5 separate regions of the Homo sapiens genome follow, and regions 2, 3, 4 and 5 are each linked to region 1. Evidence: chromatin contacts called from ENCODE Hi-C or POLR2A ChIA-PET data. All regions are on one chromosome and are shown on one strand. The core of a region is the stretch at or near the end of the contact, and the rest is flanking DNA. Distances in the headings are between cores, read along the strand shown. Region 1 holds the start of NR3C2 (nuclear receptor subfamily 3 group C member 2). Region 2 holds the start of MAML3 (mastermind like transcriptional coactivator 3). Region 3 holds the start of ELMOD2 (ELMO domain containing 2). Region 4 holds the start of MAP9 (microtubule associated protein 9). Region 5 holds the start of PLRG1 (pleiotropic regulator 1).

The links. Hi-C counts contacts between places; a loop is a spot of excess contacts on that map. ChIA-PET counts read pairs that join two places held with the same protein, here RNA polymerase II (POLR2A). Pooled maps may share reads with other maps.
Region 2: a loop to region 1 is called in a map of CD8-positive, alpha-beta T cell, with 21 times the contacts of the local background. The contact joins the promoter of MAML3 here to the promoter of NR3C2 in region 1. A Hi-C loop is called at or near these places in 4 of 168 maps with a recorded cell type or tissue (CD4-positive, alpha-beta memory T cell, CD8-positive, alpha-beta T cell and naive thymus-derived CD4-positive, alpha-beta T cell) and 8 of 50 pooled maps.
Region 3: a loop to region 1 is called in a map of naive thymus-derived CD4-positive, alpha-beta T cell, with 15 times the contacts of the local background. The contact joins the promoter of ELMOD2 here to the promoter of NR3C2 in region 1. A Hi-C loop is called at or near these places in 2 of 168 maps with a recorded cell type or tissue (CD8-positive, alpha-beta T cell and naive thymus-derived CD4-positive, alpha-beta T cell) and 6 of 50 pooled maps.
Region 4: a loop to region 1 is called in a map of CD8-positive, alpha-beta T cell, with 13 times the contacts of the local background. The contact joins the promoter of MAP9 here to the promoter of NR3C2 in region 1. A Hi-C loop is called at or near these places in 4 of 168 maps with a recorded cell type or tissue (CD4-positive, alpha-beta memory T cell, CD8-positive, alpha-beta T cell and naive thymus-derived CD4-positive, alpha-beta T cell) and 9 of 50 pooled maps.
Region 5: a pooled map shows a loop between it and region 1 (11-fold over the local background). The contact joins the promoter of PLRG1 here to the promoter of NR3C2 in region 1. A Hi-C loop is called at or near these places in 1 of 168 maps with a recorded cell type or tissue (CD4-positive, alpha-beta T cell) and 8 of 50 pooled maps. POLR2A ChIA-PET finds 5 or more read pairs at or near these places in 1 of 52 experiments (activated CD8-positive, alpha-beta memory T cell).

The regions. Positions count from the first base shown.
Region 1 is chr4:148,440,972-148,443,824 of GRCh38, reverse strand. It overlaps NR3C2 (nuclear receptor subfamily 3 group C member 2), which reads left to right and starts at 1,411. Exons shown (of 9, transcript NM_000901.5): 1 at 1,411-1,665. RefSeq lists a silencer at 1,214-1,503.
Region 2 is chr4:140,152,808-140,155,660 of GRCh38, reverse strand. It overlaps MAML3 (mastermind like transcriptional coactivator 3), which reads left to right and starts at 1,477. Exons shown (of 5, transcript NM_018717.5): 1 at 1,477-2,801. The coding sequence starts at 2,334.
Region 3 is chr4:140,522,687-140,525,539 of GRCh38, reverse strand. It overlaps ELMOD2 (ELMO domain containing 2), which reads right to left and starts at 1,372. Exons shown (of 9, transcript NM_153702.4): 1 at 1,260-1,372; 2 at 1-120. The coding sequence starts at 111. RefSeq lists silencers at 1,011-1,130, 1,321-1,670.
Region 4 is chr4:155,375,605-155,378,457 of GRCh38, reverse strand. MAP9 (microtubule associated protein 9) reads left to right here and starts at 1,493. Exons shown (of 14, transcript NM_001039580.2): 1 at 1,493-1,687; 2 at 2,544-2,682. The coding sequence starts at 2,608. RefSeq lists an enhancer at 1,611-2,040.
Region 5 is chr4:154,548,977-154,551,829 of GRCh38, reverse strand. PLRG1 (pleiotropic regulator 1) reads left to right here and starts at 1,430. Exons shown (of 15, transcript NM_002669.4): 1 at 1,430-1,530. The coding sequence starts at 1,522. RefSeq lists enhancers at 1,097-1,256, 1,277-1,326.

The sequences.
Region 1 (2,853 bases), core at 162-2,661:
AGGAGGGGCCTTTGGGCACAGGGTGTCCCCCGGTCCCCCGCCTCGGGCTTTGGCGGGCGCGAAGCGAGGGTGAGGCGGGAGGCCGCACAGCTGCCGCCGCCGGGCTGCGGGTCGCCGAGGGCCGGGGGACCAGATTTAGGTGTATACGTCACTGATGCTGACTCCGGGCCAGCGGGGAGCCTAAAACGGGGCCTTACATGAGAAGCCTAAAAGTCCTTAGAAATCAAAGTTAGGAACCCCATCCTTTTGCTTAGTAACTGCAGCATTTGGGTGGGCGGGAGGAGAATCGAGGAGGGGGCGGTTGGAGGGAAACCGAAATTTCTTCATGCAGACAACCGATCCTTAGAAAACAGTTTGGTTCCTTCCCCCCTCCTGTCTGTTTCTCCCACTTATGTGACCCACCCCCTCCACCCATTATAACGTGAATATCCTCGATGGTAAGCTTGCTTTCAAATTGAACTAGTGGAAAAATCCAATACTAAAGTAGTAAGTACAGTGACAAAATTATAAGGAAGTAGAGGAGCAGCTCTTGACCCTGCCACTTCTTTCATTTATCTTTCTCTCTCTCTCTTTTTTTTTTTTTTTTTTTTTTTTTTTTTTTTGGTGTTAGGGGTCTAAGGGATGGGAGGAAAGCTGTGTTTAAAGGGTTTTTCCAGCACGGTTAAAACAACTAAATTCAAATCGAGTGAACGTGATCGTCTTGCTCGCTGGCAGCGAAGGCTGCTGCTGCTCTGCTGAGAGGTAACTCTGGAGACAGTGGAAAGGGGCTGGGAGAGGAACCTCGAGGGTCGGGTGAAGCCCACCCAGAGTCCTCCCCGCGCGCGGACGCTGTTGGGCGGCGCCAGGGTCTGGGCTGCAGCTCACCTGGAGCTGCAGGTGGAGAGCGTGAGGGGACGACACTTTGCTCGCGGAAAAACCGACTTCTTCCGCGTCAGCACACTTTTCACATCTCTCCAGATATCCTGGGGTCGGTCAGAAGGAGAGCAGGGTGGACGTAAGCAAGTTTGGGGCGGCCGAGCGATGGGGGTGGGGGCAGCGTGCGGAGGCCGCCTGATGTAGCCACCGCCCGGCACCCCAAGCTCCCGCCGCGGCTGCGGCTTTAAGGAAGCTGCCGAGTCCAGGCTGTGTCGCAGCAACTTTGTATCAGTCATGTCGCCCGCCTGGTGACTGACAGCCTGGATTGTCCAATAAGAAGCCCGCCTGACCCGTGCGGCGTGGAGCCTTGCTTCTCTTCGGGCCAATAGGAAGGGTTCAGGGGGGCGGGATAGCAACCTGAACTTTATCTGGACATGTGACCCGCTTTTAAAAGGGCCAGCCCTCCAGCTGGCCCACTCCCCCTCCGGGCTTTCGCCCGCCCTCTCTCCCTCCCTTTTTTGCCCGCCCTGGCCCTGCCCCTGCCCCTGCCCCCTCCTCTCAGCCCCTCCGCGCCCGGGGTGTCATTGGGCCCGGGAGACGGGAGCCAACTTCAGGCTGCTCAGAGGAAGCCCGTGCAGTCAGTCACCTGGGTGCAAGAGCGTTGCTGCCTCGGGCTCTCCCGCTGCAGGGAGAGCGGCACTCGCTGGCCTGGATGTGGTTGGATTTAGGGGGGCTCCGCAGCAGGGGTTTCGTGGCGGTGGCAAGCGCTGCAACAGGTAGACGGCGAGAGACGGACCCCGGCCGAGGCAGGTGTGTAGGGGCGCGCGGCGGGGCACCGCTTGCCGTGCTCGGCGTGCGGCCGCGGCGCGGGAGCGTGCACTTTGCAGGGAGAAGTGGCTGCGTAATCCGGAGGCACAGTCAGTATGGTGCTGTGTGCTTGTTGTTTTGTTTTGGTTTTCCACTTTTCTCCCCCTTTGGCCGCCAGAGGACTATTTTGGGAAAGTTTGGCCACTTTGGATAAATGCCCTCTAACTAGCAGCTTTTAACTGCCTTTGGCAGTGGGAGGTCTACCACCCTTCCCTTTACCCAAAGATGAATTTCGGATCATTTTCCCTGTACAATTTTTAAAGGACGTTTGAATAATATTTCTTTCCTTTATCAATTGCGGACGCTCCCAAATCTCAGCCGGAGGTGTAGCGCATAAGGGCAGTTGAAGGAGATATAGATCCTAATAGATCCTGTATAAAAGGGGCTCTGGAAATTCGTGCATTTCCCGTTCGCTAGCATTCGCGAAACTCTTGAGACAGGCTACGCTTCCTATGGCATCAGTTGGAATTTTAAGGGCAAGGGAGAAGGGGACGAAGCTTCTTTTGGTGGCATCCTTACTCTGCTACTGAATTTTAGGTGCGTGGCTTTGCCTACTCAATTTAAAAAGACCAGGTTTAAATAATAATGGTTTATGGCACCATCAGTTTTAATTATTTATTATGACATAGGAGTTAGGAAAACTTTTGATAGCAGACGAGCTTTTGAAACCGCCGAATTTTAAAGGCACCAAATTGCTTCCTAACATTTTGTATTGCCATTTCTCTAGGTGCTGTTATTGATGATATTTACATAGTAATGATAACAGCATTCTCCATCTGTGAAGTCCTGCTGTGAAGTTTAAATTTTATGTTTGACATCGTGGCAGCTATCATGGAAAAGCTTGAGAGGAGAAGTTTTAAAAAATAATTTAAAGTGGAGCTTTTTCCTTTAAGGGAGGCATAGTTTTGTTTGGCGATTTTTGGAAAGATCAGGTGGCTCGGTAAATTAGGTGAGTGAATAGAAATCAGGTGTGCTCAGTTCTAACTGGTTCTCCCGCTCTCTCAGGTGACCTTGGGCAGATTTCTATCATTTACCTCATCTATAAAAGAGAGGAACATAATAGTTATGTAGTGGGGAATGACAAAAAATAGTTACATATAGTGAACTTTTACAACTATGCAGTCTATAGAT
Region 2 (2,853 bases), core at 228-2,727, 8.3 Mb after region 1:
TATCCAGTGAATATTAAAAATATCGTTCACTATATAGAACTGATTAATTGAAGAAAAATATAGCTTCTTATCGCTGACATTATGAGGTTAGAAATAGCATCCTGTGCTAATCTGCAATGCCAAGAAATGAAGATGGTTTAAATCAGATCTCATGACTAATGCATAAGATCCAAAGTTCTTTTATTCCTGGCTATTTTAGAAAACTGGGGTGTATTTTTACCCTAAAAACTAATTCTTAAGATTTATTGAAATAATACAAAATGACTTATAATTAACATCTCACAATCAAGATTTATAGTTTACTGATTATTAGAGAAATAATAATTTCTCCATCTTAATTTTTAAAAATATGTATATGCAATGGTTTAAGTCCATATTCAAGAATATTTGATCCTTAGTTGTTATTTTTGTTTTTAGATAATATCGGGAAAGATAATGTGCTTTAATAAAATGGAAAGTTTAGATTGATTTCTGCAGTTGCTAGTCCATTTTAATTGTACTTATTGTGAATTCATTGAAATGGAAAGAAATATATCCAGCAATAAAGTAGGCCTGTTATTTTTGCTTGTTTTTGTTTTGGTCATGACAAACTGTGAAATGCTGTGTTTTTTCTATAGTTCTAGTCTATGAAATCTGCAATCTTTCCACTTGATTTACGAAGGACCTTAATTACTGCTGTCATTAGCACCTAGTGTTCAAAACAGTCTGTTTAAATGTACTGTTAGTCTCACCTCCAAGTCCCTGCTTGCTTTATTTTTTTCCAAGGGTAAGTAAAACAATAATTGACTTAGTAACAACAATCATTATGTACAGTGAGTTAAATATTACACATTTTTGATGCCTATTTCTATTTATTTAGAATTTGGTATTTGTGTGTTCAGTCTGGCCTAGACTTGGAACAAGTGTCCGTAAGTAGCGCTGTTACTAGCGCAGACTTATTACCTGGGTTTTAAAAACAAGTCACTCATTTGCCTTTTTCTTTCCACATGGATAGGGATGACAGACAACTGCTGTAAAGCTTCAATGTTTCTGCCTGGTCATGCACAGTTCTGCAATATAATGCATAAATGTATAACAACAACTTGGGATCGCTTGATACTTTCCTTGGAATAAGGAAACCCTACCAGGCGCGTCCCCGCGCACGCGCGCGCGCATACACAGACACACACACTCACACACGCTCTCACGCACACACACAGGTCAAAAGTTGATTTATTTCTGAGATCCCCCCAGAATCTTTCTTCTCTCCGTCGCCGACGGCTCTGGGCTTCTCGGCGGGGCGGTAGTGTGGTTGGGGGCGTAGGAGGGGCGCCGGGCGCCGAGGCGACGGAGACGGGAGCCGGGTGCTGGTGCGTGCCGCGCCCGCTCCTGCCGGGTGAGAGTCCGGGCCGGGTTTTGCGCCGTGTCCGCGGGCCTGTCTCACGGCCTCCAGCCGCCGCCGCTGCCGTGTTTACTGAGCTCGCGCGTCCTGATATCACTCCGCTGGCATGGAGGAGGAGGAGGAGGTGGAGGAGCGAGAGGAGGAGGAGGAGGCGGCGGCGGCGGCGGCGGCGAGCAGTTGATCATTGTGATGGTGGCAGGAGCAGCGGCGGCAGCGGCAGCCCAGCCGAGCGTTAGGTGCTGCTCTCTGCGCGGCGTTTTGCAAAGGACTTCACCGATCTACTTTTGCAGTCGCCTCGGACTGTCCATGTGTTTACTTCCCCCAGCCCGAGGATTCGATATCTAGGTTCCTGTGAAATGCAACTGAGCAGCCAAAGTACTTTGAGAACACGGGGCGGCATAAACACCAAAACTTTTTTGTGGAAGGAAAATGCAATAAGCAAGCTTGCCGTTTTCCGATGCGGTGTGGAGTGAGTGTGTGTCGCGCGTGTCCGCACTGGAGGCATATGCTTGTGTGTGTACATGGGGTGTGTTTTTCGGTATGTAGGGAGAAAATGCTTGCCAACCACCGGAAATCTCCTGGAATTTATTAGAAAATAATGGATTATAAAAAGAAGGCAAGCAAGGAGCGGATCTCCCCTTGAGTTGCAACCCGATTTGCTGCTGGCTCAGTTTGTTGTGATTCTTTTTGTTGATAGGTGTCTGATGGTATTCCGATAACGTTCCCCCCTTTTCTTCCCCTTGAGCTTTTACAGTTTAAAAAAAGGAAACAAAAACCACCCCAAAATCTCCCCCCCCGTTTTTTTCGCCCCGTCGGGATCGCCGTTTCCATCCATGTGCTTGCGTCTCCCCCGCGTTCCACTTAAACTATTTTAATCCTTGGACCCAAGGAGGAGGCTGATAGGGGGGTGGATAAAAAAAGTTCTTCCAAAATAGTGTGCCCGGGGAGCAGGATGGGGGATTTCGCAGCCCCCGCTGCTGCCGCGAATGGCAGTAGTATTTGCATCAACAGTAGCCTGAACAGCAGCCTCGGCGGGGCCGGGATCGGTGTGAATAATACTCCCAATAGTACTCCCGCTGCTCCGAGTAGCAATCACCCGGCAGCCGGTGGATGCGGCGGCTCCGGGGGCCCCGGCGGCGGTTCGGCGGCCGTTCCCAAGCACAGCACCGTGGTGGAGCGGCTCCGCCAGCGCATCGAGGGCTGCCGTCGGCACCACGTCAACTGCGAGAACAGGTACCAGCAGGCTCAGGTGGAGCAGCTGGAGCTGGAGCGCCGGGACACCGTGAGCCTCTACCAGCGGACCCTGGAGCAGAGGGCCAAGAAATCGGGCGCCGGCACCGGCAAACAGCAGCACCCGAGCAAACCCCAGCAAGATGCGGAGGCTGCCTCGGCGGAGCAGAGGAACCACACGCTGATCATGGTGAGGGCGCACGGGCAGCGGGCTTGCGGCGCGCGTTGGGGGTGGTGGTGGT
Region 3 (2,853 bases), core at 123-2,622, 7.9 Mb after region 1:
GGTATCAAATATTCGCTGCAATTCACACTTCCCAGTCATCTGTCGTAATAGCCATTTCATCCAAAATCGAAAAAAGTGCCCATAGAAGAACTCCCACAAAGAAATAAACATTTTTTTTTCCTGGAGGAGGGAAACATACAAGACAAGCTTAATGACCTTAAACTGAATTTTAAAATTTAAAAAGTTTATACAACTGATCAAATCTCAAATTATGTATCTATCATTTCATTGTGTCTGTTTTGACAGTTTAATTAGGCATTTAAAAACAATGGCAGGTGTAATATATACCGCTATTAATTGATGATCAAATGGCCAATTAATCACTTTTTCAAAACTAAAATTCAAACAATGTACTCAAACTATTCAATGGCTTGAAAGAGTAACAGAATGGTTTGCACTTTTTGCTAAATAATTGTATTTCATATCTTAGTTTCCTAACTTCCCATTCTTTGAGAACTGGGGCTCAACAGTTCAAGATCAAGAGGACTCCAACTAATCAACAATTAAAATATATACCAAAACATCAGAGTTGTTTTTATAGAATACACTCTTCTTATCCCATGTGGATAATTCGTTACAACTGTCCCAGTCAGGTGATGCCAGCAAATAAAAACACTACAAACTTAAGTATACAAGTTGAACACTGAGTATATAACACCTTAGCTCATTCTTGATTTTCCATTCAATAGGTCAAGGGCAGAAATACTAACAAGTTTTTGTTTTGCTAAGTACACACTCGATACAACTATATCTTATGCCATAAGAAAATTCTTCAGCTTCTAAATGAAAAAGTCAGGGAGATACTAGTGAGAGGGAGATACTTAAAAACAAAATTGCTCGTCTCCTTCCTGCCTTAAACATTCCCACAGACACGTCACCTCTGGACTAGGGCCTGAGGAGGGACTGTCGAAGTTCGAAGTACCCGCAGGTCAGTGCAGAAAGAGCGCATAGCACAGCTGGGTTGATCATTATCTTGAAAATCAAGCCATCTAGTCCGCGCTCATTAGGACAAAAGCGCAGAACTGCCGAGCAGAGGGGATGCACGCGTAGCGGCGCCTGAGCACCCCAGGGCTCTGGGCGTCTCTGCGCCGACCCCCCTCGCGCGCCGCCCGCGAATGGGAGGGCAGGGCTCGCACAAAGACCCGCCGGCCCAGGCGCCCCCGGGTTCCCGCAGAACCCCGCGGGGCTCGCGAGCCCGCGCGCTCTCAGTGCAGCCGCACCGAGGCATCCGGGGCAAGAGGAAAAGAAACAGCAGCCACCTCACAGGAGCGGAAGAACTAGGGGGAGCAGGAGCTGCCTCGGTTTCCCCACTGCAAACAGCCGGCAACGGAAACGACGGAACACTCCCTTCAAGCACCGCGACCCGGAAGTCAGGGAGCGAGGCCGCGGACCCGCCTTCCCAGGGCCACTGCCCGCCCCGCCCCTCCGGCCTCTTCCGATTGGCCCGCGCTCCACCTATTGCTAACGCTGGAGAGAGGTCGAGCTGAGTGGCCCAGGCGCGAGGGCTCAGATACTAGGGACGCCCAGACGGTTTCCCTGGCAACGGCGGCCAGGAGCCCCGCCCCGCGCCGGAGTAGCGCCTCCTAGCGCTGCGCTGGAGACTTTTCCCTCCTTGAACCTCAGGTCCTTAGCGCGGGTTGACACCTTGTACTATTCCTAGGCTCCAAGCGCGGAAGAAACCCTGTGCTTACGGTAACTTATAGTGCCTTAGTTACAAAAGCGCTTTCATCTGCATTGAATCTTAATTCTGTGAAGTAATTATGAATAACTCCACTTTATGCACGAGAAAAGGGAACCGGCTACTTGACTGTGGCCAATACGTGGCAGATGAGGAAAGTCCATGTGTTGAGAAACGAAGTTTGGACTTTATCCTATAATACTATAGGTCTAAAAGTTAATTTATCAAATGTTTATTCCCTAACTGGTTGTTTTTGTTGAAAAAGTAATTTCGTGATTACTTTTTAAAAACCTCAAGCAGTAAGTTTCTTAATTCAACAAGTATTTGTTGATTGTTAGCACAGGCAGTGTTCCAAAAGGCAGTCAAACACGAAACAAACAGCCAAATATTTAATATGTCAGATGCTACTAAATGTTAAGGGTATAGGGGTTGTTAGCTAAGGGGTAATGGGGAGTCTGTGGGGGAAGTCATTGCATACAGTGTGGTCAAGGAAGTCTCATTATTAACGTGGCATTTTGGCCTCATTGAACGAAGTAAGGGAGTTTACTGTGGGAGTATCTGGAGGGAGAGTGATCCAGGCACCAGAATGACAAGTGCAAAGACCTTGAATTGGGAGGGTTTTTGAAATGTTGGAGGAAGAGCAAGAAGGCCGGGGTGGCTGGAGGAGAAAGAGCAAGGGGGAGAGTAGAATATAAATACAAAGGACAACTGATACTGAAAACAAATTTCCCCATCCACCCAAAACTCCTGATACCTCCGTCACCTTGCTCAGAAGCAACCAGTATTACTTTCTTGTTTCTAATTCCAAAAATATTATATGCAAGTGTATATATGTATATTCCTTCCAACTCCTTGAATTGAAGCAAGTGATACATACTTTCCCACATCTCAACCAGCGTTTAAAAAATGGACTAATTGTAGAACACTAGCCATGTGCAGGGTGCATAAGCCGTCATCCCTGTCCCATACCAACAATGAACTTGGTAATGAAGTCTGGATAGACACTACAATAGTAAAATCACAGAATCTTAAATCTTAAAGAGAACTTATAACTATCATCTAATGTAATTTTTAAAATTATAGATTAAAAGATTTAGAAAGGCAAAGTGCACAGCCGATTTGGCAAATTGACCTGTAAACTAACTTCTATTTCAGGAGGATCTCCATTATTACAC
Region 4 (2,853 bases), core at 244-2,743, 6.9 Mb before region 1:
ATGACAGAAACTGAGAAATAGAACATAGAATATTGGCTTGTGAGGAGGAAGGGTTTGGAGTAATAGGAGAGCAGTCACTGAGTATGTGAGGACCTAGGAGAACTTAGAAATCTTCCTTCTACAGCAGTCCCTATTTGAAAAGCCCTCAGGGAGATAGTTTATTCAGAAAATAGTTTTGCTTAGCTAAGATAAGAATGCGATTATAGAGGAAAAAGTGAGAGAATGTTTTACAGTGGAAAGGAGGTTCCAGGAGCATGAGGTGAACCTGGAAGGGTTCAACAGTAGTGCCATGAGTTAATAGAAAATAGGGAGCATTTTCTATTCTGGGTATGTGTGTGTAGAGGTGGTGTACATTTTCAGCTTCATAAATGGATACAGATGAGTGGACATATATATATAATATATTATATAATATATATTATATATATAATATATTATATAATATATATAATATAATATATATATACTATTAGTTCTGTCCATCTAGAGAACCCTGATTAATACAGCATTGTATTTTACTAAATTTCTTATTTCTTGTTATGCACATTTAGTTTTTCAATACATTGATTTATTAAATTTCTATCTCAATGTGATTTGTTTATACAAAATTGAATTAGTGAAATATTAACATATTTTAGAGATGTGGAAAAAATACCAGGTATGAGTTTAATTACTAGTCAATGAATTCATTCAGATAATTCAACTAGGATTAAGCTTTTTAAAAATTAAAAATAGTAAAAATTCATATTATTTTAAAGACTTTCAATAAACGTTTTTGGTTTTTATTTGCTTTAAGAATTTCCTATGCGAATTAAATGATGTTGATTTTGTTTACTTTAGTAGCACATGCTCTTTTAGCCTAGTGGATCATTTTGTTTGGTTTGATTGGAATAAGATTACTCACTAAGTATACAAAGAGGGGGAGTTTTACATTCAAGTAAGATGTCAAATGGGCTTTCAGTTGTGTCCACAAGAGCTGAGGTCTCTCCAGGCCCTTTGCGGCTTAGTTGCATGAAGAGCATATCTAATATCGAATACAATTCCAGGCACTCTTCCAAGTGTTCCACTTGTATTATTTCATTCAATTTTACAGCAACCTTTCAGGTGTCTATTATTAGTACACTTTTGTTTTCCCCCAGAAGAAGAAACTGAGTCATAAAGACCTTAACTTGGGACAATCACGTGTGTAGGAAAGGGGTACCAGGATTCAAACCTGCAGTCGGAAACAGGGTTCTGCAAACTCACTACCGTACTATTCTGTCCCATCCACTGACACCGTACTTCGATTCAGAGAACTTCACGTCCTAACTGTGGCAAAACGACGAATGTGCTTTATTTGCAACACGTGCAGATAAGGACCCTTACTCTATTGGCAAGAGTAAGGCTATCTGGGTGGGAGTTGGGCGGGTCCTGTCTCCTAGGCAACAGCACATGCACACAAGCGACCAATAATGAGCCCCTCTCCAAAGACCCAGGAAGGTGATGTCACTTCCTTCGTCTGGGTGGTTGCCCCAGCGACACGTTGGGCCGAAGAGCGGTGTTGGGTACCCGAGAGACCCGGCGGTGGGGAAGTCACTTCCTCCCGAAGACGCTGTTTCCTAGCAACCGCCCTCCGCCTCTGTTATTAGCCCCTCCTCCTCGCTCGGTCCAGGACCGGCTCTGCGGGCGCCGCCAGGCCCAGACCAAGGTGAGCAGCTCCTACCCGATGCTTGGCTCTTGATTCTCAGGGTCGCGGAGAACTGGCCGCGGGCGTCCGGGGCCGGGAACAGAAAGCGGGACCTGGGGGCCATGGGGGATCCGGACAGAGACCGCGCTTGGACGTGCACGGGCCTGGCGTTCGCTGGTGCTCAGCATACGGCGCGGTGAGGAGCGGCGAGCACCCGGACGTCACCTGGCCTGGTAGGGAACGGAACCCGGGGCGCACAACGCTATGGGCGGCCCTGCCAGGCCTCTGCTCCGAGTACGGGAAACCGCGATTTTAATGCGGCTCATCGCGAAAGCTTCGTCGTTTTGTCTGGCTCTCTTTAACACTTTTGTGAGAGGAAAAATTGGCTTGCAATACATCTCGCTGGCTGTTTGCGGGTTAGCATTACGATCTTTTTCTTTGAATAGCGCTGTATGCAAATATATAGATACATTTTTTTTTTGGTGGTGGTGCTCATAATTTTTACGCCGACGATCCTTTTGATGGCCTTTTAAATAAGACGTGACTTATTTTGAAGGCAATGTTATACTTTAGAAGAGAGGTGAAAAATAAGGTGTTCTATTTTAATTGGCAGCATTTTGTCGTATTAACTTGTAATCATTTATTTGCAGACTTTTTAAGTAGTTGCAAAACTATTTTAGGATAACTTCCATTTGAATTTTTTTAAACAAGCTTGTTATGAGAATTTGCTATTTCTTTACAAGAACCTTTTTAAGTGAAGATGTAGCCCAATGTTCATATCAGATGCTTTTCTTTGACCTTTGTGGGGAGAGTAGAATCAAATGTAATAAAATAAATTCTGAAGCATGCGAAGTCTGATTTGTTTTGTATATTTCAGCTACTATCAGAAGTTGAATTCTAATAATTAGCTATTTTATAAAGGTAACGAGAAAAAATACACTATGTCTGATGAAGTTTTTAGCACCACTTTGGCATATACAAAGAGTCCAAAAGTTACCAAAAGAACTACTTTCCAGGTAAAGTATTTTTATTTGGAATCATTTCACAGTGTAAACACTGTATTAGATGGGTTGAAATTGGTGATTCTAGAACAGTCCTATATAAAGCAGGGGTAAATCTTATATTACTTTTGAGGTTTTGCACATGATCATGTTTGGGCTCCATCCAGTATTACAAACTCCCCTATA
Region 5 (2,853 bases), core at 181-2,680, 6.1 Mb before region 1:
TAATAGGTGAGTATATTATTTAGTTCATCAAGTATATATTTTACAATTATGGTATTTTCTTGCAAGGAAATACCATCACCTGCCACCTTTACAGAAAAGCAATTCTTAGGCCAAACTCACAGTTAAATTCAGAGATGCTGTATCTTCAAGTAAAAACATGACCTTAAGGCAGGGCTCAGTGGCTCATGCCTGTAATCCTAGCACTTTGGGAGGCCGAGGCGGGCGGATCACCTGAGGTCAGGAGTTCAAGACCAGCCTGGCCAACATGGTGAAACGCTGTCTCTACTAAAAATACAAAAATTAGCCGGGCATGGTGGCGGGCGCCTGTAATCCCAGCTACTCCAGAGGCTGAGGCAGGAGAATAGCTTGAACCTGGGATGCTGAGGTTGCAGTGAGCCAAGATCGCGCCATGGCACTCCAGCCTGGGCGACAAGAGCGAAACTCTGTCTCAAACAAAAACCCATGACCTTAATGTTTTTAATGAATTTCCAAGTAAGGTTGATTTATATTGCTATTCTTTTGCTAGATTTTTTCCCCCTCTCAAAGTGTAAGCAGTATGCTCTCAGGACAGGATTAGTGAAACTGAAACAGGGCCAGTAAAATGTTTGTCTATTTAAGTTTGTAAATGCCTAAGTCCATCCATTTTTTTTTTTACATAGAAAAATAATTGGGTAGGGTTGATCACAAACCACAGATTTTACCAGGGTAGAAAGCAAAAATACCAATACTTGGCACAAGGATATGTATAAATAAAAATGGCTAAAGTCTCCAATTGTGTCTTCTACCAGCTTTGAAAAGCTGTACCCTGGCATTGTTGAAGCCACAATAATCAGCAGGCAACTAGGAAATGGACAAGAGCTATGCAGTTTTGAGAAATTAAAAAAAAAAATCTATTAGCAGAAAATAAATATGGGGTTTTGTTATAACTACATGTCAAAATTTTCCAAATTAAAACAGCTATTCCTCAACGTTCACTTAACAAGTGTTTACTGGACTGTTTAAGCGAAATTGTTTTCAGGTGTTAAGCCTACAAGTGTCCAAGTGCTTCTCGCCAGGATTAGAACCAGGAGACACAAAGCACGCAGGCGACCTCCAAAGAGATCAAGGTAGTGGAAATGCCTTAGATAGAGCCCACGGGAGTTTGCTCTCCAGACGCTTAGGTTCTCTGAATAAAAAGCGTTAAGCTTCCGGGGAATACAGCACGAACAACCAGGACCCCAACTAAGGCAGAAAACATAATTCTAAGATTTCTTCAGAGGGACGAGTGAAACCCTCCACCCAGGCCCTTCCAGGAGTCTCCGGCTTTCAGCCTCGAGACTCCGCCCTAGAGGCGGTCCCGAGGAGGGAGACCCGCCTCCTGATCCTAGATGGCCGAGGGAGACTAGCGCGCGTGCGCAGAGCTTGCATCACATCCGCCGCCTGGGCGCCCAATTCCGGAAGGTGCTGCACAGCTGTGGCGGCGGGTACTGCGTTAGTGATTAGAGTTTCTTCCCTGCCGGAGGTGGGATACACGGTAGCATCATGGTCGAGGTAAAGTGACACTGGGGCTCTCAAGAGTCGTTTGTCTCTGGACTGTTTTTTTTGGCAGTGCGCGTGGGGGATTGAGAGTACTTGGAGTCCAGAGAGAAAAGAGGCTACGAGGGGAGCTATTTGGCCAAGGCCGAGTGGTCTCTTCTTCGGGTTTTCGGGGAAGGGGTAGAAGCCGGATGAGAACCCGAGTCGGAGGTTCAGCCTGGGCGCGAAGCCTGAGATAATTCGTCCAGTCCTCGTTTGACTCTTGGGAGCTGGAAAGTGTCCTCGGAGGCGGGGCCTCTGTTGGTGATCGACCACTGGTACTTGCCGCCCTCGGGGCAGTGTCAGTGAGTCTGTGCCCTAAAAGATTGGTAGTCTTCTCTATCTTGCGTTCAGGTCGTCTCTTATTTCACCTCTACCCCCAGAAAAACTTGCCGTTCTTTACATCTTTCCCTGGCATGAACAGCCAACGCTGTTAGCTGGTCTTGTCCATCTTACCCCACATGTTTATTGATTCCATTCACTCTTCTCCATATCCGCTGCAGTCCACCTTAATTGAGACCAACATCATCTTTCACCTGGACTGGTGCATTAGCTCCCCGTTGGTTGGTTTCCTTGCTTCCATTTTGTTCTATAAGTTGTTCTGTTTAAAACGTAAGTTGTTCATACCTTTCTTGTTTAAAACCCTTTACTGACCCTATGTTGCTAGAACAAAATATAGGCTGTTGTAATAGTCTAAAAGACCTTACCTAATCTGGACCTTGTCTACCCTTGCAGCTACAAAGCACCATCTCATCCTCCATACACAGCTGTACTGCGCTCCTTGTATTATTTCAGTTAACTGAACTTTTTTTTACATGACATTTCCATCAGCCTGGTTCGTTCTTACCTCTGTTTTGTGCAAGGCTAACTCCCTTTCTGCTTAAATATCACCTTAGTGAAATCTTTCACAATTATACTTAGTCCTTCATTCCCTGACTCAGCGCCTTGCTTGTTGCCTTCATAGCACTTATCAAAATGTGGAATTATTTTACTTTTTATTTGTCTGTTTCCTCTTGAGCACAGGGACCATGACCACCTTTTTATCATTCTATTGTGAGATTCTAGCACAATACCTGCCAGACACACAGTAGGAGCTCAGTAAATATTTATTGAGTAAGTTAAACTCCGGCATCACTCAGTTGCTAAACCTGAGGTTCTAGCCAAAGAGGAGCTTCCTCCTCTTCTCTGAACTTGACTCCTGTAGCTTGCAACAAGTAGCTATGGTGAGTGGTATAAAGCTTTTTACATATTTAAACACGTGAAGTGTATAATCAATCTGACTTTAGGTTATGATTTGTG